2 separate regions of the Homo sapiens genome follow, and region 2 is linked to region 1. A link is a loop called in an ENCODE intact Hi-C map of the cell type or tissue named here. Cell type or tissue: prostate gland. All regions are shown on one strand. Region 1 overlaps FYCO1 (FYVE and coiled-coil domain autophagy adaptor 1). Region 2 overlaps LTF (lactotransferrin).

Region 1 (2,500 bases):
TTTTTCAATATAAATCAACATACTACTGTAGAAACTTTGAAAACTATTTTAAAAAAAGGAAGAAATAAGTCACCCATAATTCCACCAGCTGGAGGCCAACTGTTAATAAAATGTGATCATTTTTTCCAGGTTTCTAAAAGTACGGTCAGTTAAAATCACATAGTTTATCATGAACTCTTATGTGAGGGCCCACAGAATACATGGCAGAAGGATTCAAGGGGTTCATGGACTCCCAGAATTGTAGGGGTGTTTGTGTGTGTGCGTGTGTGTCTGTGTGTGTGTGTGTGTGTGTATATATATATACATTATTTCTGAGAAAAGGTCTGCAGTTTTTAGGAGATTCTCAAAGGAGTTTATGGTCAAAAAAGGTTAAGAATCACAATTTTATATCCTTTTGACATCTATTTGTTGTAATAGTAATAGTTAATACTTATTTTGCATATTTACTTTGTGTTTACACTGTTCTTAGCAATTTAACTGTATTGCATTTTCCAAAATCAGTAAAAATACTTCCTAAACATTTAAGTATATTCTATTTTATGTATGAATTGTAATTTGCTTCATCATTATCAGACTTTTACACTACTTCCAAAGTTGTAGATTTTTTTTTTAATTTTCAGAAAACAAAATAGGATTTTAATTATAGAGGATAAAGAAATGAATGTTTTTAGTTCGCCTAGAAGGGAAAGTAATTTTTCATACTCTATTTGCACAGCACTGTCCAGGCCCAATCTGTTTACCAATTATTATACATCAAAGTTTACCAATTATTACACATGAATTTGCACAGGTCCTTTGAGGAAATGTGTAATGGCAGCATAAGGGACCAGCAAAAGCTGGAACAGGAAGATACCAAAAAAAGGCGAGAGCGAGTCAAGCAATAATGGGGAGCTGAACATTATTCTTAAGAGCAAAGCCACCTGTTTCATATTTTAAATGATGAAAAAATATGTTTTTGCCCATGTGAATCAATAACACATACACATCATCTGACCTACTTAATACAGTGCCCCAGAGAGCTTGTGGGGGGCAGGATGTCTACTGGCTGACCTATCACCCTTAGAGATCTAACAATTGTGACGTAAGGGCAAGGATTTTTATTAAGCAGTCTTAGCCCAAAGGCAGCATCCTTCCTTGCTAGAGAGAAAGGGCACTTTGGTCCCTGGAAAGACAGAGGCAAGCAGCAGCATCGGAGACACTGCTCCCAGTCAGGACTCAAAGTCAGCGACAGAAGTGTTTCTGAGTGGATTAGGAAAGGTAACCTCATCGTTTATATGCACTTGTCTGGTCAGGCAATATTTTGACTTTGCTGGCAGAGATTCTGTCCAAACACCTGCTCTTCTTCATACATCTTCTAGAGGTGCTGGCCAGACATGGCTCCAGGTCACTGGAAATGAGCTGCTGCATGTTGAGTATCTGCAGTCCTGTAGCAAGGGCAGACTTGGCACTCATGGGCTGATGTTGCCGCAGCTGCCCCTGCTCCCACACCACAGGTTACATGATCCCTTGTCCTGTCCATGGTCTTTGGCAGGGTCACAGGGCAGAGGGAAGGGTCAGAGAGAAGTGACATCTTGAAGGGCTGGTGCCCTGGGTAAGAAAGGTTGCCCATCTGGCATCCCATTTCAATTGGGTTTTCTGCTTGTTAAATGAGGCCCCTAAGTCCTAACCTGCCAATCACAGGAGCTAAGGCAAGGTTCCGCTTTGGGGAAATCTACCTTTTAAGAGACTTCTTGTTCAGAAGTCTTCAGGAAATGAGGCTCTGATGGTAGAATGCCATAAACTGTGTTAACTGATGAAGGGGAAAGTTTAGTTGGGAAGTGAGGAGAACCACCCAATGCTTTAACCATGAAGCCAGCTCAGCCAAAGTGCTGGGCAGTCGTGGGCTTTTCTATGCTTTGTTTCCCCATTAGTAGCCTTTGAAAATCTATGCAATTGAGGGGAAGTAAAGGCAGGAAGGACTACCTACCCAGGCAGAGCAGTCTTGCCATCCCCAAACACCTGTGGTCTCCAGGAGTCTCCTTGATAGGAGAGCCCCCTGGTAGGGGCACTTGCTTTAGCTTTCACAATTTATTAGGAAATGGGGCTCAGGATGGGTGGGCAACTGTGGTGAGGCAGGGGGAGATGAAAACAGGCATGTTCCATTGATGAGCTCATATTATCAGTGGGCTCAACCATCCATCATCAGTGTTGCTCTTCCAAACAGCACTGTGCCCACCTGGCAGCAAAGCGACTTTTGGTTTCAAAATAATTGAGCACAGGATTTTATGGAATGTGCTTAGGGGTCAGTTATGAGTTGTCTCCCAGATGGGTGAGATCCTGAGAATTTTCAGGCTAATGGAGAGTCCTCATCCTGTCTGAGCAATTTCCCCTCAGAATTGGTTATCTTCAATATACTGGACTGTGCTGTTTCTACACATCCCAGTGGGTGGGTTTAGAAGATGACTATTTGCCCCCTAAATGTGGTCAATGGGATAGCAGGAAGACAAAGAATGCCATCCTC
Region 2 (2,500 bases), 500 kb after region 1:
GCACGCACTTATTCTCACCCTGCTCGTCGCCAATACACAGAGCACAGAGATTAGATCTCGGGTCAGACCCAGGGGCACAGCTTTGACTGAAATATTCATCTGGAGAGAAGGAACACGGGGAGTCAGCTCTTCAAACCTGAGTCCACACAAGCAACCTTTACCTAACAGCCGATGCAGGGTGGTTTCAGTTCATTAGACTTCCCAGGACAGCAATCTAGATAGAACACACTCACCATCACAAAGCAACATGTTGTCACCAACATAGGACCCACCAGAAAAGCTTCATTCAGACTGTAGGCACAGATGGACACCCAACTAAGGCTGGGGATGAGAGCTGTGGCTGCCTGGAGGGTCCCGTCATCACAGCCTTGAGCTGGGGACTCAGCTCATGACCGTGATGGCTGTGTGCAGCAGAGCCTGTGAGTTGCCTAGTCCAGGATCTGATTTTGTTTTTATCAGTAATGGAAACCCTGCTTTGTATCTGGGTGCTTGGCCCTTTGGTATAAAGACTAGACTTATCAGACTCCCTGGGGCTCATATGGCCATATGGGTAGCTATAGGCCAGTGAAATATCAGCAGGAGTGTTGGGCGCCAGCTTCTCAGAAACATCCTTGAAAGACAATTGGTACATGCCTTTTGCCCTTTCTTCTCCTTCTCTTTCTTCATCCTGCACATAGAATGCAGAAGCAGGGACTGGACTTAGAGATGCAATGTGGGCCATGAGGTGACCTTGAGCATGAAAGCCACACAAATGGCAGAGTAGCCAAATGATTAAAGCCCAGGTTCCAGACCCCATATTGTCTTCATACCAGCCCTAGGCAAACCACCTCTGGACTACATGACACAGAAATTAACTTCTGTCTTGTTTAAGCCTCTACTATTTCAGGAGTTTTCTGTTCCTTGCAGCTGAACCTGATCTGAATTCGTTCATTGTGTGATTTAACCCAAGAAAGAATAAACAAAGGTGACAAGAAAGCTCTGCCCCACTGAGCAAACGTCACCCATTATCAGACTCCCACTGCTGCTGGAAGAGCCACACTATGTGTCAACCTCAGGAAAAGCTGGGAGTTCCCATTCCATCCTGGCAGTTTCCCTACAGCTCAGAGGCTGCCATGGAGCTGGTGAGGAGCAGAGCCACGTGAAAGCTGCCTGCCCCGGCCAGGATCAAAAACCCATGCAGTGGAGCCCCTGCCCTAGGAGACGCCCATACAAGAAGGGAGTCACATTGAGGATGTGCTACACACCATGCCACGGGGCCCACAGCAGGCAGGGTGTGGCTGATGCTGACTAGGATGAGTGTGGGGTGTGGTGGGGAGAGAAAACTGCAGAAGCAGGTGGAGCCAGGCTCTTGAGGTCTTATTCAGGCTCCGTTGCAGTGTAGAGTAAGCGTCAGTTTTGCTTAGTAACAGGAGTCACCTTTCATGAGGCAGGCAGACATCTTTCCCCAAGCTGGGAAGCCAGAGTTTAAGAGGAATTTAGGTCTGGAGCTCCAAGAGGTAAAAAGCATTTGCACATCTTGGAACTTGCATTTATTCTTAGGGTGCAGCGAAATAGGCAGATATTCCAATCTTTAATCTTGGGGTGGGGTGAATGGGGCATGGGAAGTGCTGTGCAGGGAAACCCCCAGTGCACCCACGCCTCCAGGGGGCAGCCACAGGGAGAATTTCCTTATGCTGGAAGAGGCCTGCAGGCCACTATCAGCCTGCAAATCCCCTCCCCTCCCTTCCCTAAGGTTCCACAGCACAATATGCCTACCCTCCAGGGTGGCCCACCCACCGCACCTTTGGAACTCCTTACCAAATTTGCAGGAGCCCGTCTGGTTGAAGAGCAGGCCCATGGGGATATTCCAGCCTGCAGTCCTGTCCACGGCGGTGTGGCAGGACTTCTTGCCTTTCACAGAGTTCCAGGTAAGGCTAGTGTCTGATCTCCTAACCACCGCCACAGCAAGATATCCTGGCATAACAGATGACAGAAAAACAAGTCTTAACCTCCAGGAGGCCTGGCACATGGATTCCAGTGGAGCTGTCTACAGCCCAGGCCAAAACAGGCCAAGAAGCAACACCAGGCAATGATTCCCTCAAAGAACTGGCCTTTTTAGGTAGACCGAGAAAGCATAAGCTGCTGCCTTATGTTAAGGTGAGATTGATGAAATAAAACAGTAAGAAAAGCTGATTATTTTAGTGATTACAGGGGACTGTCTTCAACCAGCCACACAATGTCCCTGAGTTACAAACCAGCAATGCATCTCTCAGTGTAAGCTTCTACAGCAACAAACACTATAAACAACAAGAGAGACCCCAACAGTGCATAAATCACCAACCACAGTGTGCATCAGGCAAGAGCACCAACATCCAGCCAGCTAACGGCTGTGTGGGTACAGGGGCACATGTCCCCAGGGACTGCCCTGAGCTGAGTCTGAACCCACCCTGCACTGGTTGAACTCAACATGGTTGCCGTTGTCCTCCTGAGAGAATGCATCTGACAGACACCCACCAAGGGC

What was found. Hi-C counts contacts between places; a loop is a spot of excess contacts. Peaks named below come from ENCODE experiments on the same cell type or tissue, not always from the same donor. Only the 100,000 strongest peaks of a DNase experiment are listed, where the experiment ranks them.
Region 2: a loop joins it to region 1, with 2.9 times the contacts of the local background. A loop is called at or near these places in 8 of 110 quality-filtered maps.

The regions. Positions count from the first base shown.
Region 1 is chr3:45,943,926-45,946,425 of GRCh38, forward strand. All of the region lies in intron 14 of FYCO1 (FYVE and coiled-coil domain autophagy adaptor 1), which reads right to left. The region is part of intron 1 of CXCR6 (C-X-C motif chemokine receptor 6); the gene reads left to right. Among named protein-coding and RNA genes, the nearest start is that of CXCR6, 1.7 kb to the left of the region's middle. In prostate gland, no CTCF peak of the experiment used is centred here; no DNase peak of the experiment used is centred here.
Region 2 is chr3:46,443,484-46,445,983 of GRCh38, forward strand. It overlaps LTF (lactotransferrin), which reads right to left. Exons shown (of 17, transcript NM_002343.6): 12 at 1,798-1,953; 13 at 1-99. Among named protein-coding and RNA genes, the nearest start is that of LTF, 20 kb to the right of the region's middle. In prostate gland, no CTCF peak of the experiment used is centred here; no DNase peak of the experiment used is centred here.